3 separate regions of the Mus musculus genome follow, and all the other regions are linked to region 3. A link is a loop called in an ENCODE intact Hi-C map of the cell type or tissue named here. Cell type or tissue: left cerebral cortex. All regions are shown on one strand.

Region 1 (8,000 bases), 72 kb after region 3:
GCAAGCTCATCATCCTAGTGCCTGAGAGGTGAAGGCAAGGGTTCAAGGCCGCCTTCAACTACACAGTGAGTTCAAGGTCAGCCTGAGCTACGTCAGGCCAGGTGGAGGAGTTGGTTCAGCTGTTAGCATTTGTTCTGCTCATTTAGAGGACTGAGTTCAGTTCCCCCCACCCACATCAGATAGCTCACAACCATCTTTCAGTCCAGCCCCAGGGACATCCAATCCCTCTGGTCTCCATGGGAACTTACTCTGCGGTGCACATAACCACACACAAACACACATACATATAGTTACAAATAAAAATAAGTAAATCTTGGGGCTCAGTGGCTAAAAGCCCAGGATTCTCTTCCAGAGGACCTAGATTCAGTTCTCAGAACTCACATGGAGACACTACAGTTCCAGGGATTTGGTCAGCCTCTTCTGACCTCTGTGGGCACCAGATATGTGCATGATGCACTGACTGACATACATGAAGGCAAAGCATCATACACAATTTTAAAAATAAATCCTAAGATGTGTGTGTGTGTGTGTGTGTGTGTGTGTGTGTGTGATGGCAACGTGTGTATGTGTGTGTTCACGCATGTGGAGACCCAAGGTTGTTGTCCAGAATCTATCACATGTTCATCTTATTCACTGAGGCAAGGTCTCTCAGTCAAACCCAGAACTTATCAATATTGCTAGTCACTAGTCTCTCTAGCCAGCTTACTCTGGGGATCTTCTGTCTTCGCCTTCTGAGCCTGGAACTACAACCCACCTGACAGTTACGTGGGTCCTGGGGACCAGAACTCAGGTCCACATGCCTGTGGGTCAAGTGTCTTTAACTGGGAGACATCTCCCCAGCCCCAGCTCCTCCACCTTATTTTTTGAGATTCTCTCTGAGCCTCGAGCTCACTGATTTGTGCAGACTTGACACCTGATTTTTCTGCTCTTCCTTGACAGAGCCTTCTGTCCCTGCTGTAGGGTTTCTCAGTCCTGTGCCTGCTTGATCATTCTTCATGAAGGTTAGTTCTCCCAGAATGGAGCTCTTGGAATCCCTCTCGTTAGGTGACAGGTGAGGTGTAAAGGGGAATATATATATATATATATATATGTGTGTGTGTGTGTGTGTGTGTATGTATATATATGTATGTATATATATATGTATGTATATATATTAGTGTGTGTGTGTCTGTGTGTCTGTGTGTGTCTGTGTGTGTGCGTGCACTAACAGCTTCTCTTTCTCCCTCTGGCATTCTGAGCATAAGGCTTGAGGGTGTCCCTTTTTTCATCAAAAAGGCCACACAGAATGAGCTCATCTTGTGCTCTGGAGCCAAACTGACTGCCAGCTCACCTTTTAAGAAGCCCACATCTCGGTGGAGGACCCTCAGATCTCTTTGTCCCCAGGCTGAGGCTGAGTCGGCTGTGAGTCAGGCACAAGGCTGAGCAGGCACCACTGTCCTGAGCTGCACCCTGCCTTCCTGAGCTGCATGTGAAGGAATAAGCCGAGGACATCCTTCATTTGCTGAACAAGCGTGCTCTGAGTGCCTGCTGGGTGCCAGGCACCGGGCTGAGACCTCTTGTAGACGCCATCTGTGATGGTTACCATTATAGTCAACTTAACACAACCTAGAATCACCTGGGAAGAGAGGCTCAGTGAGGGGCTATCGAGTTCAGATTTTCAGTTTAGCCTGTGGACATAACTCTGGGGGTTGTCTTAATTGAGTTAATTGATTTGGGAAGACTCAGCCCACCATGGGCAGAATTGCTCTTTGTGTTGGGGAGGGGGTGCTCTGCACTGTATGAGAGAGGAGAAATTGGGCCAAACACATGCAAACATTCACATCTCTCTGGTCTTGACTGGGAATGTCATCTACTGTCATGCGACCAGCTGTCTGAAATCCCTTCCCTGACATTCCCACAATGATGGAATGTAATCTAGAATCCTAAGCCATACTAAACCAGACACCCCTACTTCCCCTAAGTTGCTTTGGGTTAGAGTATTTTATCATAGCAACAGAGATGAAACTAGGAAAACATATTACATAATTCCCCTGCCAATGTTGGGAGGGTGATACCCACGTGTTCAGCCTATAGATGTGGCATCTGAGGCCCCAGGAGACTTTAGTCTCTTGTCAGTTCACCTAGCTGGTAGTAAGAATAAGCCTTTGATTGTGGACTCCTGACAGCCAGACTCTCGGGAGGAAGAGGCAAGTGGATTTGGTGTTTAGGTCAGCCTACAGACAATATGGAATGAGTCTGAGACCGGCTCAGGCTACATGAGACTATCTCAAAATAAAACAAGCCAGGGCTGGTAAGATGGCTGCTACAGGCATTCACCATCAAGATGGACAACCTCAGTTCAGTCCCTAGTCTCATGGTGGAAGCAGAGAACCAATTCCCAAAAGGCTTCTAGCTTAGTGAACCCGTAAATTCACAGAAGGCTTACTTACAGTAGTAGCATGGATGAGGGGTGACCCCAAAAAGACCACTGAAGAGTCCAGACCCAAGAGAGATGATGATTCCCAAAAGCTTCAAGATGAGTCCCCCATTCAATTCACTTTCTGGGGTGGGGGACCAGGCCATGGTGGCATACACCTTTGGTCACAGCACTTGGGAGGCAGAGGCAGGCGGATCTCTTGAGTCGGAACCAGCCTGGTTTATAGAGTGAATCCTAGGACAGGCAAGGCTACACAGAGGAACCCTGTCTCAGGAAAAAAATAAAACAAAACAAAAACAAACAAAAAAACCAATTCACTTGCTATCTCCTATACACTCCAGCATCTCCCGGGACGTGTTAGGCTCAGAGGGTTGCTCCAGAGGGAGGGAAAAGCTAAAATCTCCAATGAGGATCTAAAGACCCTCTCTCCTCCCTGCCCCCCACCTTCCATGAGGGGACCCAACAGATCTGATCTCGTGAGAGTTCCCTGCAGGTAAGCACAGTTCTGATCTCTTGATAGTTATCCATGACATCCCAAGCCAGTGCCCAGGAGATTCATTCGGAGATCCGTAATCCCATCTACACAGACCGTTTCCCAGAAAGGCTGTGTTTTTTTAAACTTTCACATTTTTAAAATTTGTTTATTGGCAGCAGTGGTGGCAGAGGGGTGTTGCATGCCACAGAAGCCAGGTGGCAGTCACAGGACAACTTGCAGAAAGTCCCTGTAGGTTCGGAAGACTGACTGGGCTCTCCAGCTTGGCAGTAGGCACCTTCACCCAGAGCCATCTTCCTGGCTAAGGGACAGTTCTTCCACAAGCCTTTCTCCTAACTGAATTCCAAATTCTTTTTTTTTTTTTTTTAAAGATTTATTTATTTATTATATGTAAGTACATTGTAGCTGTCTTCAGACACTCCAGAAGAGGGAATCAGATCTCGTTACAGATGGTTGTAAGCCACCATGTGGTTGCTGGGATTTGAACTCTGGACCTTCGGAAGAGCAGTCGGGTGCTCTTACCCACTGAGCCATCTCACCAGCCCAAAATAAATTCTGTTTTTTTTTTATTTGTTTGTCTATCTGTTTGTTTATTTTAATGTACACTGTGTACTTATTTTTTTATAAGTACACTGACGCTATCTTCAGACACACCAGAAGAGGGCATCTGATCCCATTACAGATGGTTGTGAGCCACCATGTGGTTGCTGGGAATTGAACTCAGGACCTCTGGTAGAGCAGTCAGTGCTCTTAACCGCTGAGCCATCTCTCCAGCCCCTGAATTCCAAATTCTAATAGACCTGAATTAACAGATCTTTGAGAGCCAGGTACCTTGCTGGGCCCTAGAACTACAACTGTCAATCACTCCCTGAAGGCCATTTCTCTTGCTAAGAATCATGTAAATGTGGAATGACAGTTCAAGGGATACATGTATATTGTGACCCACCTCCACCCTGCAGCCAGAGGCTCTGGTGGCAACTGCCTATTCTAGAACATAATCCACTGTAGTACATCCTACCTGTTCTGGATTGGGCTCCACCTCCCTTGGAGCCAGGCCCTGGCTTCCACAGCCTGTGTGCTCAGAGGGCTGTCATGTTGATGAAAATACCGGGGAGCCATCTGCAGGGTTCTCCCTCTCTCGGGCTTCTCTGGAGCCTGAAATAAACGAGAAAGAGATGTTCCTGGCAGGGTCTGCTGAGGAGTTTCACGGCAGGAATAAAAATTGGCTGCGGTAGCAGAGAAATCCTGGAAGGGAGAGGGATTTCTAGGCTAACACACCTCTAGGAAAGAACGTAGGTGTGAGGTTGGGGAGGAGGTGAGCCCGCTGTCCCCCCCATGTCTGCATGCGCCTCCTGCATTCATGCATATGGGAGCATACATGCCAACACAGGTGTGTGCACCTGCCTGCCCCAGGCAAGTACAAGCATGGGTTTGAGGAGCCCAGCAGACACCCCCATCCTACATTTTCTCCTACTGATCACAGCTCCATCTATCACCTTCAAGCCCACCTAACATCTGGAGACACCTCTGATATATTTCTACCAAACTGGGCTCGGCACCCCTCCAGGGCCTGGGAGAGAAGCCAGGTTCTCCCTGGCTCCCTGGGCATTCTTTAGAAGCTGGCATGGCTCCAGGCCCACCTGGCAGCATGTTCTGGCTTCCCTTGTCTTCTCCATCTGCCCTGTGATGTGGCGGCGTGACCCCCAAGCCAGCCAGATGCCACATCCACAGAGTAACAGACCCAAATCAGCTGGTGGGTGGCTTTTCCCAGACTCTGTCGCAGCTTTGGCTGACTCCAGATGTGCCTCCAGATGTGCCTCTGCCAACCCCGCCTCTGGGTGCTGCCTCCTGACTCCTTCTCCTCCCATCAGAGTCTGGCCTCAATCGAGGCTCCTTTACGCAGCAGAACTTTGCTTAGTGACCCAAGTGATGCCAGCTCTCAGGAGTAAAAGGCAAAAAGATCAGAAATTTCAGGCCATCCCTTGCTACAGGAACTCTGTCTCAAAAATAACAAGATGCATGGCCTGTCAAGAAGTTGATAGCCTCTTCTCCTCTCCTACCTCACCCCAGGTGGGATCTCCTCGGTCTAGCTTTGGGTAACCCACCTCAAACCCCAAAGGGCAGTAGATCTCTGGACCGTTCAAGGATCATAAACCCAAGAGTCCCACCAGGATTTTCCTGGGAAGCTCTAGCCTTCATCTGAACTGGCAAGAACCCAGGAATTTACACGCTGAGACATGCACATCTGAAACCCCTGGTATCGGCCAGGCATGGTGGCGCACGCCTTTAATCCCAGCACTTGGGAGGCAGAGGCAGGCAGGTTTCTGAGTTTGAGGCCAGCCTGGTCTGCAAAGTGAGTTCTAGGACAGCCGGGTCTACACAGAGAAACCCTGTCTCGAAAAAACAAAAAACAAAAAAACCCTGGTATCACACAGGGGGTTTGTGGGGTTGAATCCAAGCTAGAAAGTACTGCCCTTGCCTGAATCAAGCCACGTGTCAATGGATTTGTTGTTTTTATGGTTTTGTTTAGAGACATGGTCTCAAGCCCATGCTGACTTCAATTTCCTGGTCCTCCTGTCCCCACCTCCCGAGTACTGGGATGGTCAGTATACCCCACCACCCTCCGTATCTAGGTTGCTAAGGATCCAACACAGGGCTTCACGGATACTAGGTGAGCACCTTACCAGCTAAGCCACATCCCAGCCTTCCCATTCTGAGTCAATGGTTCTGGAAAACTAGAGTCGATGTAAGCTGACGTCTTCATCCCATCCCTTAAGACTAACAGAGCTATGAATGGGGGGGGGGGGGGGGCTCCACATATCAGAATCCTGCATGGACAAGGGATGTTATAACTCCAGGTTCAAATTCTACCAAAAATGCCTCCCCTAACACCTTGCCACTCATTTAAGGTTTGAGAACACTGGACCATGAGATGGGCAGATCTTAGTACTTCCCTGTCTTTTCTCTCCACTGCAACCTGCAAAGTATGGTGTGATCCTAGCCTCCTCCCCCTCCTCCCCCTCCTCCTCCTGTTTTAATGTTTAAAACAACAGTCTCACTATGTTGCCCTGACTAGCCTGTGCCTCCGTAGTGCTAGGATTGGAGTCATGCGCCAGCCACCCCTGGCTTCATTTCATTCATTAGAATCACATTTTAAAATGAGTATCTGGTTCCTTCATTGGAAGAATTCATTATGTTTGAACCAACTTGTGTTAGGGTGTGTGCTTCCTCAACTGTGTATCCTATGGAGCCTAAATACAGGTCGAGCCGCAGTATACTGTAAGGAGAGAGTGCTCCAGATGGCAGAGGCAGAGCATTAAGGAAGTGAAAGCAAAATATCCCATTAATAAGTTTTACATTGAGGGTTAGCAAGATGGCTCAGCAGGCAAAGGAGCTTGCTGCCAAACCTGATGACCTGAGTTCAATCCCCAGGTCCTACCAGATGCAGAAAGAGAATCCGCTTTCTCAAGTTGTCCTCTGACCTACACACAGGTGCCATGGCATACACACACACACACACACACACACACACACACACACCACATTAATTAATTAATTAACTAGTTAATTAATTAATTAACATAGTAAAATAAAAGATCAAATAATATAGCCAGGCTTGATGATCTAATTCTGTAATGCCAGTACTCACTTGATGGGTAGACAGTGAACTTGAGAGAGGTCTGAAGATTTCAGGGGCTTATAGCTATTTGAACTTCTCAAGTAATGGGGAGCCACAGAAGATAGCAGAACAGAGCAACAGCAGAATCAGCCATCAGTACTTGGAAGGACCCCTCCGGCAGCTTCAGAGAAGATGGTTTTGATTCACAGGGGACCTGTAGCCCACACGTAGCAAGTACCCTGCTCAGGGGCCTGGTCTGTGGAAAAGAGAATCAGTACACATGCTGGTTATAGGTGAGGTGACTCCAGGACAGGGTGGAGCTGGAGAGGACAATGAAATGGCAGAAGCCAGAGAAGAAAGATCTAAGACATTGACGTTCTGGAGTGTGGCTCAGTGGTAGAGCCCCTGCCTTGAATCCCCCAGTGAGAGGCTGGGGGCGTGGCTCAGTGGTAGAGCCCCTACCTTGAATCCCCCAGTGAGGGGCTGGGGCGTGGCTCAGTGGTAGAGCCCCTGCCTAGAATCCCCCAGTGAGGGGCTGGGGTGTGGCTCAGTGGTAGAGCCCCTGCCTTGAATCCCCCAGTGAGAGGCTGGGGGCGTGGCTCAGTGGTAGAGCCCCTGCCTAGAATCCCCCAGTGAGGGGCTGGGGTGTGGCTCAGTGGTAGAGCCCCTGCCTAGAATCCCCCAGTGAGGGGCTGGGGTGTGGCTCAGTGGTAGAGCCCCTGCCTAGAATCCCCCAGGGAGGGGCTGGGGGCGTGGCTCAGTGGCAGAGCCCCTGCCTTGAATCCCCCAGTGAGGGGCTGGGGCGTGGCTCAGTGGTAGAGCCCCTGCCTAGAATCCCCCAGGGAGGGACTGGGAACATAGAGAAGTTATGGCTATGCCTAGGACTCAGGGTATCTCTGAAGCAGTGATTCTCACATACACAGTAAATAACAGGGGTTTAGCCACATGCTTATTCTCATTGTCTCAACAGGAGGAGACACACGGTCACACAGACACACAGACACACACACAGAGATATGCACAATTCTTCTTCTTTTTAAAGTTCTTCACGTTTTTATTCTTTGTGCACAGAGACTAGCATGATCAGTTCCACTTGGTAGTCAGTCGAACAATCCATTCAAGGTCGCTCAGTCCAACTTAATGAAGCCCATGTCCTTCGAGTACTGATGGAAACACTGGTGGCTCATGTTCAGCCCGTATTTGTGGATCAGACTGTGGTGGTTGGAGCAGACGTGGCTGGAGCAGGAACCCTGGCTGAACTTCCGTGGGTGACTCCAGTAGAGCTGCTGGTGACCCATCTTGCCTTCAGACATCCAACAAGGGAAAAGGACAATTCTTTAAATAAAAAAAAGAAAGAAAGAAAGAAAGAAAGAAAGAAAGAAAGAAAGAAAGAAAGATTTATTTTATTTTATGTGAGTCCACTGTAGCTGTTTTCAGACGCACCAGAAGAGGGCATCAGATCTCATTATAGA
Region 2 (8,000 bases), 63 kb before region 3:
TTTTGCACCTTTTCTGGGGCCACTACTAAATTCTGTTCCTTCAACTGTGTTACCACAAAGCTATAGGCTTCATCAAGCAAGGCATCCCTGGGAGCGGCAAGAAGTATATCGTCCATATAGTGATAACACTTCACGTTTGGAAATCGCTCTCGAACTCCTTTCAGAGCTGCATCAACATAGAGTTGACACATAGTGGGACTGTTTGCCATATCTTGTGGCAGAACTGTCCACTCAAACCTTTTATCGGGTTCAGCATGATTTTGGGAGGGGACAGTAAAGGCAAATCTTACCATATCATTTGGATGCAACGGGATAGAGGAAAAACAATCTTTAATATCTAAAACTATAATGGGCCAATTTCGGGGCAAGGCCGAAGGCAATGGCAGTCCCCTCTGTACCGGCCCCATCAAGATCATTTGCTTATTTATTTCTTTCAAATCATGCGAAAGTCTCCATTTTCCTGATTTTTTTCTTCATAACAAATATTGGAGTATTTCAGGGAGATGTAGAGGGCCGAATATGTCCCAACTCCAATTGTTCTTGTACCAGCTCTTTCGCGGCTTTTAATTTTTCTGAGGGGAGTGGCCACTGAGGAACCCATACTGGATCCTCAGTCTTCCATGTAATAGGTGATGCTCCCTCAGTGGCCCCTAGGAAAAACCCAGTCCGGCCCGATCATTCTTTTTGCGAACTGGCACTGGAGAGGTTCTACCTTGCAGAAATTGCCCTAACCCTTTTCTGGGAATATATCCCATGTCCAGCATCATGTCACGGGACTTGCTGCCATAGCCTCCTACATTAGTCAGAACAAAGCCCATCTGAGTCATCATATCACGGCCCCACAGAGAGACCGGAACAGCCAACATATATGGCTGAAACTGTCCAGAATGTCCTTCCTTGTCTTTCCAATATAGGAAGCAGGAACTCATTTCGGGCATCTGAGCGTACCCGAGTCCTCTCAGAGTTTGTTCTGACTGTTGCTTAGGCCAACCAGAGGGCCAATCTCTGGTACTGATGATACTATGATCAGCAGCAGTATCTGGGAGACCAGATATAGCTTTTCCTTCAATCCTGAGCTTCAATAGGGGTCGGGTATCAAGATTTAGAGAGCAAAATATATTGGAGGTCTCAGTAGAGCCAAATCCCTTGTCTCCCCCATTCTGAATCTTTGGCTGGAAATTGAGAGTGACAGCTGGGCAAAAGGAGCAATTGAGCTATTCTATCACCAGGGGAAATGGCAACGATGCCTCTAGGGGAAGATACCATAATCTTAACCTTTCCTGTAAAATCTGAATCAATTACTCCTGGATGAACTATTAATCCTTGCACAGTAACAGAGCTCCTTCCCAAAATCAGTCCCACCGTATCAGCTGGCAGTGGGCCTTTAAAGTCTGTGTCCACCAGCTGGACTCCCATGCGGGGTGTTAATACGAGTCAGGTGGTGGAACAGAGGTTGAGTCCTGCAGTCCCTGTTGCTGCTCTCCGGGGTGACTCCATTGCATCCGTGGCCTCAAACTGGGCCATCCCTCGGCTACTGCCCCATATATTTGAGGGCCCTGGGGTCGGGGGCCCCTTTTCAAGTATTTTGGCCAGGCACCACCATATCTGGGAGCAAGAGGCTGTCCATGAATATCTTTAACTGACCTACACTCACTGACCCAATGATTTCCTTTTTTGCATCTAGGACATAACCCGGGTACTTTTGGTCGCTGGTTTCTGGCACCACTCAATTGTGGGCATTGACGGTTCATGTGGCCTGGCTGTCCACATTTGAAACAGTTGTTATTCTTCTGGCTGCCTTTTCCTTGTGACATCTGTATGACAGCAGCAGCCAGACCAGAATTAGAAAGAGGTCCTCCTATTTCTCTGCATATTTTCATCCAGACCTCTAATCCTTTATGCTTATATGGATTAATTGCTCGCCTGCATTCTTTGGTGCACTGTTCAAAAATCAGCTGCTTCAGTAGAGGCATGGCAGCATCAGGGTCTCCAAAAACACAGCCTCCTGCCTCTACAAGACGAGCCACAAAGTCAGCAAAGGGCTCTGCGGGCCCCTGAACAATCTTGGTCAGGTTCCCACTCACCTCTCCTCTATTCGGAAGAGACGCCCATGCTTTAGTCCCTATGTTATTAATTCGCTCATATACTTGGATGGAATAATTAGTTTGAGCTGCTACAAATCTCCCTTGTCCCAGCAGCATGTCTTGATCCCAGGCTGGCTGGCCATTGCCAGCGTTGATCGCTGCTTGCTCGGCAGCAAACTCAATGAAAAATGCCTTCCAGTCTAGACATTGGCCTGGTGACAAGCAGGCACGAGCCAGATTCTGCCAATCGCTTGGAGTCATGCAGTAGCGGTGCAGGTTCTCTAACTGCGCTCTTACAAAAGCAGCGCTGACACCGTAAATAAAAACCCCTTCCGCTAATCTTTGAACAATCTTCCAGTCAAGAAGCTCATGATAATGACCTCCCTGTGCATCCTGAAATAGAGGAAAGCACTGGGCTCACAGTACCCTCCAGGTTTCTGGGTGCAGACTACACCCCAATGCTCCATCAGGGGCATACAGAGGCGGCCACAGCGGCCCTGGCGCTGAAGGTTCTACCTTCATTTTCACTTTCTCTAGACTGTCGGCTATGCTCTCCAGATTGTCCTCAGACATATCCACATCACTAGAACTTCCTTCTGCCCCTGACTTTTGGGATCGCTCCTCTCTCACCTGATTCAGTGCCTCATTGCCCTTTTGGAGTTCCGCTCCACATCTTTCCTTATCCTCAATACAATTCCGTACTAGCTTCCACACTGGCAGCACCCCTTTAGCGAGAACTCCCTGTTCTTCTGCAAACTTCAAGTCCTTCCCTAACTTCTCCCAAATGGGCCCTGTAAGATGTCCTGATACGGAGAACCAAGGAGCGACCTGATCCACTGCTTTTAAAACGTTCTCCAGGGCCTCCTTTTTCAGCCCGATTCCTTTCACTTTCAGCAAATCCTTAAGGGCTTGGCGCAGTTTGACCTGAGGTTGAATTTCCCATGGTGCTTGGTGCAACTTGTCCCAAAACCGGGAACCCTATAGTCTCAATCCGAGAACTTAACTTGTCCCACTTACCTGGGAACTTACCAGATAGCTGCCCTGACTGTGATGATTTCTGAACGTCCCCGTATGGGCCACCATTTGTCGTCTCCGATTCCAACCAGCAGAAAAGAGCAACGACATTCTTCTCAAAGCAGTTTATTCAGGAACCTTGCAACATGCAAGCAGGAATCTCTCTGCAGGAATCTCTCTCTCTAGCCCCCAATCGAAATCCCTTATATAACCCCTCAACCACGCCCCATCAGCCCAGTCCACGTAACAGCAGTCCATTGGCCAGAATCATCACTTGTCATATGGTCCGATCTTGCATCATGGTGCACCTGTGCAGTTCACCCAGTGGACGTGGCTTAATCGGGGTATATGAGGAAATCAGGTGCAAGTCATGAGACTTGGCTGCAGTCCTGGGCGCCATCTTGGGACTGCCGCCACACCAGCTCCTCACACTTGGTCATGATGTTTTGTGCAGGAATAGAAACCCTGACTAAGACACCTCGTTACCTGATCAGTGGTCTCACTTATACACCCAGGACCACCTGCCTAGGGATGACACCACCCACAGTGGTCCAGTCCCTCCCAGATGAGTCATTAAGCAAGAAAATGCCTTACAGATTTCCCTACAGGCCTCTGTTGTGGAGGCATTTTCTCAGTTGGGGTTTCCCTTTTCAGAAAACTGGAGCTTCTGTTAAATTGACAAGAATCTCACCAGAACACTCACTATCCAGTCTAGGACAGCTTCTGACCATTCTGCTTCCTCCTCTCAAGTGCTGGGATTACAGGCACGTGTCCCCACACCCAGTTTGTAGAGTGGTTGGGATTGAACTTAAAGCTTCATGCATGATAACTGAGCTACATCCCAAGCCCCCATGACAGTTGGTTTGGTGCCTGTGATAAAGATCATGCATTACAGAAGGTCTGCTCACCTTGTGGCAGTCAGAAAGGGGTCACTGAAGCCAAGTGCTGAACACAAAGCATCTTGGAGCTGCAGCTTCCGATCCCACACACCCATGTCAGGATTTTAGTCTCATAGGAACTGCTAGAAACCCCAGCGATTACATCATCGGATTCGGGTGCTAATAGGAGAGTCCTGGCTGCTGTGGGAATAGACTGTGGGGGGCCTGGAGAAAAATCAGGGACCTAGGAGCCTATTTTAGTAATGCAAGAGGCACACAGTGGGGGCCAAGCTCAGCGATGGTGATGGAGGTGGTGAGAAGGGGTTGAAGCTAGATTTCTTCTGAAAACAGATCTGACAGGGGTTCCCAGCAGATTGGCTGTGGGTGCAGGTGGGGAAGAGGCCAGAGATGACTCAGAGCCTGGGCCACAGCCTGGGATGCTGATAACACTTGCTAAGATGGAAGGCTGGGGTGTAGGGCAGGTGGGGGATTTAGACTTTGGGGCTGGAGGTGTGTGTAGATCCTGTGCCAGGGTGTCTGAGGTTAGAGAAAGCCTCCAGAGGTGGGGACAGTAATATAACAGATCAGGAATAGGTTGAATTTAAGTTGGAAAAGAAAAGAGAAGCGGACCCAGGCAGCCCTGGGCTAGACATCAAGGGAAGAGCAAGACCTGCACAGCCAAGGCCGCAGCATTGCGGCAAGGCCAAGAGGCCTGGGGTATGCCTTCCCATAATCCCTCAGTGAAGGGCTGGGTAGTGTTAGACTGAAGCAGAGACCATGAAAGAACCCCACTCCCTGGCTTGCTTTTCTCTCACTCATATTCAGCCATCTTTTCTTATACAGCCCAGGACCACCTGCCCCAGGGGGCACTGTCCACAGTGAGCTGGACCTTCTTACATCAATTATCAATTAAGACAATGCCCACAGGTCAATGTGATGGATGCAATTCCTCCATTGAGATTCTCTCTTCCTTGGTATATCAAACTGACAGCCAAGCTATCATAGGTACCTACTGCCAAGCCTAAAGACCTGAGTTCAACTCCCAAGAACCCACATGATGGAAGGAAAGGAATGATGCTTGCAAGTTGCCCTCTGATCTCCACCTGTGTGTACCATGGCATGCATGTTCACACACACACACACACACAAGTAAATAAACACAGTGTAATAACGAATGATGAAGAATGAGACCCTAAGTAAGGATTTGATTTGTAGGAACTCACCAGAAAATCAGAGCCATGACCCTTACCTGGAAGGGCAAGGGGATGGAGTAGCCATTGTAAAGTACATGTGATATCTTGTAGCCCACCTCTCTGTTTGAGAATGGCTTTGAGGTCAGTGTGGCTCTGGACATGCCCGGCTTTAGAAACCAAGGGCTACAGTAGCCTACACAGCCCTAAAACTGTCCGGTAAAGCAAGACATTAGAAAACAAAACTACATTTCAGAATGAACAACAAATGTGGTATGAAATATACTATAAAATATAGCTCGCTGAGCTGAATTCATTTTTAAGCAGGCACTTTGTTGTTCCTTTTGCTAAAGCTGGACACCCTTCCCACCCTTCAACAACTTGCTTCTCCAGCAAGAACTGATATCTGGGTAAAGGACGGTGCTATGAAGAACTCTTTGTCTGCTGGGAGGAAAGTCCTCAGAATATCCATGTGGTGAGCCCCAAGTGGATAGATAGATACTGGTCCTGGCATCACATGCTCTAGGGAGCAGCAGCCTCTGGCACTAAAGCAAGGCAAGGCTTGCAACACCTCATCAGCTCCATAGATGAGGGGTGGTCTCCCTGGAGATAAAAGTCAGGTTATCTTGGGGCTGAAGAGATTGTTCCATGGTTACGAGCACTCACTAGATCAGAAGACCCAGGCTTGGTTCCCAGCACCCACATAGCAGCTCACAAACATCTGTGACCTCAGTTCCAAGGGGATCCAATACCCACTTCCAGGTTACATCTGTACCAGACGTGCACATGGTGCACAGACATGCACGGAGTCACAACACCCGCACACATAAAGTAAAATGAAATGCATTGCTTTGAAAAAGCAAGTCACCTCTTCCCTTGGTCCTTTCTCTGTCAGCCTTTGCAGTTGCTCTCTGGCCTCCTGTATATGCAAAACAGTCCTCCTCGGTCTGCTTTGTCTCCTCACATGAAGAATCTATGACAATTTTAGGGAGAAAATCGTTGTCGTGGGGGGGGGGGGGGGAATGGAGTTATTTTAGAGTTCATTAGGCAAGTTAATCCTGCCTTCCAGCCGGGACCTGATGCTTCAGGGAGCCACTGTCTGGCCTCTGCCCCATGCTGTCCAGGCTGGTAGTACTTAGAAGTAGGGGTTCAGGGAGGAAAGGTATAGGGAGATGGCTCAGTCAGCAAAGTGTTTGCTGGACAAACATAAAGACCTGAGTTTGAGCACCCAGAACCCACAGGAGACGTTTGAGTGCAAGGCCATCAAGATGACCCGGTCGGCAAAGGCATATGCCACTGAGAGTAACAACCAGGGTTCAATTCCTGAGGCCCACGTAGGTAAAGGAGAGAGCAAGCCAAGTTATCCTTGACCTCCTCATGCTTGCTATGGCATGTTCACATGTCCATACGTGCATGAAAAGACGAACACACGCACACACACACATTGACATGAAATACATGTCTGTCTTTAAAAAGGCTGAGCATACTGGCACATACACCCACATCACTAAGGAGACAGAGACAGAAGGAACCCCAGGGCTTGCTTGTTTGGCCAGTCTAGCCACACTGGTGAGGTCCAGGCCTAGTGGGAGATCCTGTCTCAAAAAATAGAATGGGAAGTGATCAAAGATATTGATAGCGACCTGATTTTCACCTACATAATATGCATGCATAAACAAACAAAAAGAAATTGGTTAGCAATGGCTCCCCCAAGAGCAGAGCACTGAAATAACTGGCATCCCAGAGAATTCTGGACGTTGTCGTGCACTCTGGGAGGACGTGGCGTTAGTAAGCACCGCCAATCAGGAACTTGAGATCTATAATCTGTAGAAAGAGAAACTGGGGGCTGTCATTGGATGCACGCGTCTGCTCTGCACAGGTCAGGGCTAGGTGACCTCTTACAGGGCTGATACTCTAGGTAGGCAGAGGCAGGTGACGAAGCAAGGGTTAGCAGAGCATTTCACTCCTATACTGCCTGGGACTCCAGGCTCCCACCGACCTCAGGGCAACTTAGTGAGGGGTAGAGCGATAGTAGCATCTCAATACATCCGATTATTGAGAAATACACACTTTCCTTTGTTTCGATGTCAGAGGCTCATGCTCCCTGGAGTGTCTCTTGATGCCAGAGCCATTGATGAACCAGCCTGACTCCATCTTGGGCTTAAAAACCACCTTAGAGTAAAGGCAAAATAGGTTCGTTCCTGTTTGTGATTAAATCTGCTTGGCAAGGATTGGACTATCCTCCCACCTGTAACCTTAACTACAAATGACTCTGCACTTCCTGTTCCAGAAAAACGGCAGACATGTCCTTGTTTAAAGGGTTATTATGATCATCCCGAAACCATGTCTTTGTTTCAGGAGGTTGTTAGGACCAGCTTGTTATGTTTTGTTCTGCTTCTGTAACTCCACCTATTTGCCTGCCTCATTTGGATCCCCCCATCTGGAAACTCCCTATCCCTCATCTATAAAAGCCCTTATTGTGGTGGTTTGAATATGCTTGGACCATGGGAAGTGGCACTATTAGGAAGTGTGACCTTGTTGGAATAGGTGTGGCCTTGTTGGAGGAAGTATATCACTGGGTGGGTGGGCTTTGAGGCCTCCTAGTGCTCATACTCGATCCAATGCAGAAGTGAGCTTCTTCCTGCTGTCTTCAGATCAAGATGTAGAACTCTTGGCTCCTCCAGCACCGTGTCTACCTGTAGGTTGCCATGATTTCTGCATGATGATAATGGACTGACCCTCTGAACCTGTAAGCCAGCCCCAATTAAATTGTTCTTTATAAGAGTTGCCTTATGCTGGGTGGTGGTGGCGCACACCTTTAATTCCAGTATTTG
Region 3 (8,000 bases):
TACAAATGAAAGAACAGAGACTCTCAGAGAACACAAGTAGCTTGTCCTAATATCAAGATAGAAGCTGCAGTCCACACACTATGTTGCCAGATTCCCAATGCTGGTTCTGAGGCGCTCACCATTTCTGCTATGACTGCGTTCTTTCTCTACAGATCTGGAGTGGAGGAGGCGGTTGGTCTGCCCTGCAATCTCAGTTCCCTGGGCTATGGGAGTTGCAGAGGCTGACAAGCCCTGAGCAGGTCAATGAGGACACTGTTTGATAATTCTGATTCATTCTCCACTGGGACTCTGGATAGCAACTGTGCAAATTCTCCAATGAAGCATAGGGTGTGTGGCTCAGTGATAGAGCACTTATCTAGAATCCCCCAGTGAGGGACCAGGGAGTGGCTCAATGGTAGAGACCCTGCCTAGAATTCCCCAGTGAGGGACTGGGGTATGACTCAGTGGTAGAGCCCCTGCCTAGAATCCCCCCAGTGAGGGACTGGGGTGTGACTCAGTGGTAGAGCATATATCTAGAATCTATATATTCTGAGTTCCTGAGTTCTATCCCTAGAACTGGGAAGAATCTATCCCCAAATACAATCACATTCTAAAGTAACAGAAACTGACTTGAACATGCAAGTTTGGGGGACACAGCTCAGCCTATAAACGTCCTCCTTACAAGAAGATTGTTCATAGCCAGCTCTCACGCTGCTTTTCTAACCTTAAGTCCTAAAGGATCGCGTGGTGCCACCTGACACACCCTGGCTTCCTCCTTCCAGCCCCTTCTCCACCCTACCTGTGAGGGACCCCATGTTGCCATGTTTTCCACACTATCATCTGTGGACATAGGATCACATCAGGCTTACAGCAGGCACTTGGCAGTTGCTGAAGGAACAACCTTGAGCCTGCTCTAAGCACACTCCACCTGGGGGGCTACCACGCTCTGGGGAGAGGAAGCAACCTCCCAGGATGCCATTCTCTGCCCCCCCCCACCGCCGCCCCATAGAACTGCAGAGGACAAGGACAGAGCAGAGAGCCCCATTTAGCTCTTCAGAAGCTCTCTGATGGTCTCTGATGGAGGCTCTGGAAAGGAGCTCTCATTCAGAGGTACATGGCAGAGCTGAGAACCTGCTTGCTTTCCCACAGAAAGCTCAGCCTTCCCCACCCCACCCCCCATCCCCGTGCTTGGAGGACAAGAAGATACCCCAGCATTTCAGCAAAATTTAACGCACTACATGCAAAAATAGCCCATCAGCAAAGAGGTGCCTGGCGTGCATGCGCTGTGGCTCTTTCCCTACCCCATCCCCAAACCCAAATAGATGAGGCACCCCCCCCCATTCACAGGGAGATGGAGTTTCTCACACATACCCCCCACTGGCATCCAGGGACACCCCCAGCCTTCCCTGGTGCTCACCGAGGCCTTTACTCCCAGGGTGCAATGCTTCCTCAGCCCGCTTTTTAATTAATCTTCTCTCCCCCGTGCTGTGCAGTTTCAACAGAGCCTGAGACCCTTTCAGTGGTGGATGTCACTGCTCCCCAGGAGTATCCCAGTAGGAGCCCTGTGCCTGCATGCCTTAATTAGGCAAGTTAATTACTTGCCAACTTGAAGGGCTGATCAGGCCTCTGCAGGAAGCATACCTCCCAGGGCTGTTCTGGATTCTCACAGACCCAGGATATCCCTGTCTCCCACAGGGCACACAGCTGAGGAGGGGTAGCTGAACACCCCACAATCCCACATTCATTGTCCAATCAAGAAATCCAGTCCAATATGTGAGAGCATACACCTGTAATCCCAGAGTACAGGAGGATGAGTCAAAGGAGCATGGGTTCAAGGTCAGGTCAGCCTGGGCTGTGTAGAGGAACCTTGACTTTAAAATAATAACTTTACGTAGACAAAGAAAGTCAGGCATAGTATAGCAAAAGTTTTTGAGATGAGAATGTGGCTCAGTGGTAAAGCCCCTGCCTAGACATCAAAGACCTCATTGCCTGCTAGAATAGCTCTTGTTCTCTCTGTATCCACTGCATAAGGACTGATGGTGGAAGCAGTGGTCAGGGAGATAACCCACACAGCACAACACAGAACAGGTACCAACTCCCCTGGCTTTGGCTCAGATCCTAGACTCCATTCCTGCTATTTCTGCCTCCACGGCAGGTTCAGTCCCAGCTCAGGACAGAGCCTGGACAGTGTCCTAGACTCAGGACCAGCATGCTTGCCATCCGTTAGGTTTAAGAACGTCTAATTCTTGTTCCCACCAGCTTACCAGAGTTCTCTTGGAGGCAGGGTACCCCTCTTCACGTATGAATAAACTGATATAGAGACGTGTGAAGCTACAGAGATGGCTTGGTGATTAGGACTTGCTGCTCTTCTAGAGGACCAGAGTTTGGTGACCAGCACTCACATTGGGTGGCTCAAAACTGCTTGTAACTCCAGCTCCAAGGGATCAGATGCCTCTGCAGGCACCCAGAACACACATGCACATAACACACACAGATATACACACACACACACACACACACACACAGAGACACACACACACATTAAAAATAGAACAGATTTTTTTTTTCTGAGACAGGGTTTCTCTATATATCACTAGCTGCCTGAAACTTGTTCTATAGACAAGGCTGGCCTGGAACTCAGAGATCCACCTACCTAGGTGGTCTGAGTGCTAGGATCAAAGGCATGCACCGCCACCACCTGACTCTTCTTTTCTCTTCTTTTCTTTTCTTTTCTTTGCTTTGCTTTGCTTTGCTTTGCTTTGCTTTGCTTTGCTTTGCTTCCCTTCCCTTCCCTTCCCTTCCCTTCCCTTCCCTTCCCTTCCCTTCCCTTCTCTTCTCTTTCTTCTCTTTTCTTTCCTTTCCTTTCCTTTCCTTCTTCTTTCTTTCTTTTAATTGTGCCTAGCTGGGTTGTGTTGGCTGAGGGCTAGGAAAATTTAAGGAAAATGTATTGATTATTCTCCTGCCTCAGCTTTGGGGTGCTAGAAATCTATTTGGCTAGGAATTATTTTCAGATATCTAACTGAACATCAACGTAGAGACATCCAGAAGGCGATTGTGCATGTGAATCTGCAGTTTAAGGAGAGTCTAGCCTGGAGACAGAAATTCAGGGGTTATTGATAAAGTGATGATTTGAAAGCTAGTAGACCAGAGAATTAGCACTGAGGTCTAAGGTCTGAGCTGTGAGACGCAACCACAGGAGTCTGTCAGGGAGAAGGGGAAGATCCTGGTGGACCAACCAGTGAGATAGGAGGCTAAGCAGGAGATGCGGGGTCCAGCAAACCGAGGAAAAATGATCCCCCAGAATAAGGAATTGTGCCTAGCTGGGTTGTGTTGGCTGAGGACTAGAATTGACTTTGCAGGCCCGGTGTGTAGCCAGTGTGGGATCAGTCAGGAAAACCTACTAGAGGCAAGCCAGGGCTGCGGAGGATTTGAGTGTAGAGTTTCGTCTCAAAGCATAGCAACAAAGCTGACAGTGGCTAGAGTAAAATGGGGGTTGAGGGAAAGGATTTTTTGGTTTTGTTTTGCTTTATTTTTGAGACTTGGTTTCACTATATAGTCCAGGCGAGTCTCCAACTCACGATCCTCCTGCCTCAGCCTTCCGAGTGCCGGGATTACAGGCTTGTACCACCACACATGGTTAGAGAAAGTTGTTTTTTTTTTTTTTGGTTTTTTTTTTTTGTTTTTTTTTAAATGAGAGAACAGTGACATCATTTCTCAAACAGGGACAGAGTAAAAGGCATGGGTGTGTTGCTGATGCAAAATCGTGCTTCTTGAGTCTCACATCCCAGGGGGCTTTTACCAAATCCAGAAGGTCTCAGGCAGCCCACCAGCTCCCAAGGCCACCCCCAGACAGATGTCACTGCTCTCCTAACGGTGACAGTGTGAGGTGGATGCCAGGCCTAGAACTGGCTCCTGCCCCCTCCCTCCCCCTCCCTAGCTGAATAATTTAGGTTCTATTCTAAGTTAAAACCAAATAAAGCAATTTAGAATGACTAATTCCTAGTGGAATTTATGTTCCCCAAATGCCTTGCTGGTAACAACGCTAGGCGCCATTTGTCCCTTTTATTTTAGCTGTGTGACTTCGCAGAGGAGCTCCTCACTCAGGGTGGCCTTGTTTCTAGCCCCAGAAAGAAGACAGCCATGAGTGAGTCTCTCAACACTTTTGCCCCACTTCCCCTTTTCAGACAGCATCACACATAGCCCAGGCTGGCCTTGAATGATTATGTGGCCAGGGGTGACTTTGAACTCCTGACCCTCCTGTTCTAGTTTCCTTGCTATGGCTGTGGTAAAACACTCTTATCCAAAAGCAACTCAGGGCGGGAATGGTTTGTTTATTTGGCTTATATTTCCAGATCACAGTCTGTTGGGGATTTGGTTTAACACTTGTATTTTGTTAATTAGGTTCCCAAAATTGCAGGAGAATCCCTCATGTGAGACGCTGAGGGTCCCTGCCCCCAGTTGGTTTCAATTGGTAAATCAAGTTGCCAGCGGCCAATGGTTGGGCAGAGAGACAGAGGTGGGACGACGTTAGGATTCGAGGTCAAGAGGACAGAGAGAGGAGTTAGAACAGCCATTTCGTGGAAGCAGGAAGATCAGGCCTGAGAAGTAAGCTACAGGCTTGAGAGCTTCAGAAGACAGAGTACCAATCATGTAAGAGCCGGAGAAGGATGACCCTAGGGGGGCCCTCCCCTGTTTGGGGTAGCAAGGATGGAATATAGATTTTAGTAAGTAATAATTAAGGAGTATTGGAGGGTAGGTGTTAACAACATGGAAGTTTGGGAGTAGTCCAGCCACTGAACTGATTAAGGCATATTAAATATAAGGCCCTCTCCTCTCTTCTCCTCCCCTCCCCTCCCCTCCCCTCCCCTCCCCTCCCCTCCCCTCCCCTCCCCTCCTCTCTCTCTCTCTCTCTCTCTCTCTCTCTCTCTCTCTCTCTCTCTCTGTGTGTGTGTGTATGTGTGTGTATTTCATTCGGGAATCCAGAACGTTGTGCGGGTAGCAAGGAACTTGTGCCAGTGCCAGGAGGTCTGAGTAACATTAATAGCCCACCACCACAACAGTCCGTTATTGAGAAAAGTCATGACAGGAGCTCAAGTAGAAATTTTAAGGGGAAACCATGGAGGAGAGGCATTTGCTGACCTACTCTTTTTATACAAACAAGGGCCAGCTAGCTGCCTAGGGAATGGGACCGCCTTCTGTGGACTGGATCGTCCTTCATCAATTAGCAATCACAACAATCCCCCACAGACATGCTATAGGCCAATCTAATCTGAGCAATCCCTCTACTGAGATTCCTTTGAGAAGTGACTCCAGGTGTGTCAAGTTGACAGTTAACCAAGTAGGAAACCTCCCGAGCGGAGGTTGCAGGGATGCACCATCACAGCAGGCTTGCTTCCTCTTCATTGACTTCCTCAGCCTCAGCCTCAGCCTCAAGCAGGGCACACAGTAATGTAGCTCCCTGCAGAACCGACCATGGGCAAGGTCGCCGCAGCACTTAACAGTTGAAGAGATGGAGGAAAGTGCTGAGCCAGAACAGGGATTTCTCACTGGAGGCAGTGGGACACATGGCAGGTGCTCCCAGGGACTTGGGAAGGGTGGCATGAAGCAGCAAGGTTGCCTGCTGCAGTGACACAGCCAGTGCGTTCAAAGCATTGCTCATGGGAGAAAACACGAAGGGAAGAGAAGAATTGGTGAGGAACACTCACCATTCCTCTGCAAACCTGTCTCTTCCCAGCTTATAGAGGCAGTGCCCTCACCCGACCTGGGACCCCAGACCTGCCAATCTAGGATGGGGCCATCCATGCTCAGACTGGCCTTCTGTGCATACAACCTTCCCTAGACTGGACACTCCGATGTGATCGTGTCTAGGAGAAAAAGTGTCTGGTGAGTCCAAAGGTCCTGAGGTCCACATGCTGTATGTGCTCAAACAGCAAGGAGCTGGGCACTTGGCTGGGACAAAGGCAGGCAGAGTTCTGGGCTAGCCTGGTCTACACAAAAAGCTCCAGGACATCCTGGGCTACATGGAAAGATCCAAACTCAAAAAAAGAGGCAGAACAAAAACAAACTGTACAAACAAACTAGAAGACCAGAAGCAGGGGTAAGGGGGGGGGGGAGGCTCAGGTCAAGCTTGACAGCCTCTGCCTAGCATCTAGCTAGAGCCTTAAGGGTGGAGAATGGTGGTGGAGATAGAAGAAAAAGAGTGTGTATGTGGGAGAGATGACCACAGTACAGGTTTTACTGGGTGATACTGGGAATCTGATACCATGTTCTGCTGCAATGTTGACTATTGATTGTCTTGGTTAAGTTCCAATTCCTGTGATAAAGCACTGTGACCAAAAGTAACCTGGGCAAGGAGATGGTTTATTTGGCTTACAGGTTACAGCCCACCACAGAGAGAAGTCAAAGAAGGAATTCAAGGCAGGAACCTGGGGGGCAGGAACTGAAGCAGGCCATGGGGGAGCATTCTAGTTGCCTATGGCTTGTTCAGCTACCTTGATATAATCCAGGACCACCTTGCCCAGGGCTGGCACCTCCCACAGTGGTCTGGACCCTCCCACATCAGTCGTTAATCGAGGAAAATATTCCACAGTCCTGCCTACAGGCAATGTGATATAGGCATTTTCTCAGATGAGGTTCCTCTTGTATGGGGTTGACAAAAAATAAATAAGAAGAGGAGGAGAAGAAAGGTAGAGGAGGAAGAGGAGGAGGAGGGAGAGGAGGAGGAAGGAGAGGAGTTGCTGGAGGAAGAGGTTGGCTGGATAAGGATGGTTGTGGGGCCTTCCTGCTGGGTCCCCCTTGAGGCTATTAGGAGCTGTGCATCAGACTCCCCAAAACAAACCCAAGCTGGTTGGTGTCTGTCCGCCTTGCCCGCCTCCCCCACACTTACAGCGTGGGGCCTCGTTGTCCTCCCCTGCAATACAGAATTTAACTGAGATTCTGGGTAGAAGGTTCTGGGTCAGAAGAAGCAACCAACGGAGTCTGTAGCAGAAATGGGAGAAAAACGGAAGCTGGTGGGGAAAAAACAGAAACTAGAGTGGGAGGAACCGGAAGCTGAAGGAGGAAGGTCAAGCAGGAGAAACCCTGGAAACAGCTCTGAGGAAGGTACTCAAGGGAAGTGATTCTTTCCCGGAAGTGGTTCTTTCAGGTGCCTGTGGGATGCGTGTTTCTTTACAAATGAGGCTGAAGGAGGGGCTGAGTTTCCTGAGGGATGGCATGAGGTTGAAATACGAGGCTGTAGCCCTGCTAATGTCCGGGGCGGGCTCTGTGGTCAGCTGGACCCTGCTCCGAACTGTGGAGCAAGCAAGAACTTAGCACATGGACGCTGGAGGCTTCCAGCAGACCCTGTACAGGTCTGGTCATTCCTTCTTGGAAGAAGCAGAGAACCCGAGGTCACACATGTTAAACACCTACTGTATACCAGAAATACCCACACGGGCCTTCTCATCCATTCTTATCACAGGTTTGGAAAGTGTCATTTACTCCACTCTCAGTTTACACACAAGGACCATTCGGAGATCGTAGTTCGCAGAAAGTCATGCAGCATATGAATCAGCTGGGATGCAAAAGGAAATTTATCTGGATTCTACCGGGTCGTACCAGCTCACATCGTTCCTGACTTCCCGTGCATCAGCAGTCTTAAAACTTGCCTCTATGGAAGAAAACACTTTGAACAGCTAATGCTTCCAGTCCTCAGAGTTCAAAGGGGCCTCAGTCACTCTTCTGTCAGATTTCCCAGAATGGATCCGAAGTACTAAATTTATTGTGTTGTAAGCGTCTTTTGCAGTATTCCAATAAAGGGCTTTGATTTATAGCTCACACATTATTTTAAATACATTGGCAAATGATAAAAATCAGTCCTGAAAATGCACTTCAGGAGAGGCTGTGTTACCAGAAGAAAAGAACCAGCGAGATTAGATACTGCATTAAAAGATAGAGTGATGGATGAAGCCCCAAAGTGCAAATTTAGTGTGACTTACCAGGAAAAAAAGTTGGGGGGCAGTAAATCCAGAGTGACAATGTGT

Evidence for each region. A loop is a pair of places that touch in the nucleus more often than their neighbours do. Peaks named below come from ENCODE experiments on the same cell type or tissue, not always from the same donor. Only the 100,000 strongest peaks of a DNase experiment are listed, where the experiment ranks them.
Region 1: it touches region 3 in a loop (9-fold over the local background); 3 of 42 quality-filtered maps call a loop at or near these places.
Region 2: a loop joins it to region 3, with 9 times the contacts of the local background. A loop is called at or near these places in 3 of 42 quality-filtered maps.

What each region holds. Positions count from the first base shown.
Region 1 is chr5:144,715,972-144,723,971 of GRCm38, forward strand. It overlaps the pseudogene Gm6272. Among named protein-coding and RNA genes, the nearest start is that of Tmem130, 42 kb to the right of the region's middle. In left cerebral cortex, CTCF peaks have their summits at 4,055 and 7,963 (motif pointing right); DNase peaks (open chromatin) are centred at 1,469, 4,056 and 4,474; H3K27ac peaks cover 209 bases.
Region 2 is chr5:144,581,035-144,589,034 of GRCm38, forward strand. No RefSeq gene overlaps it. Among named protein-coding and RNA genes, the nearest start is that of Nptx2, 39 kb to the left of the region's middle. In left cerebral cortex, no CTCF peak of the experiment used is centred here; DNase peaks (open chromatin) are centred at 3,640 and 4,307.
Region 3 is chr5:144,644,057-144,652,056 of GRCm38, forward strand. No RefSeq gene overlaps it. Among named protein-coding and RNA genes, the nearest start is that of Gm52796, 25 kb to the right of the region's middle. In left cerebral cortex, no CTCF peak of the experiment used is centred here; DNase peaks (open chromatin) are centred at 108, 3,526 and 3,819; H3K27ac peaks cover 885 bases.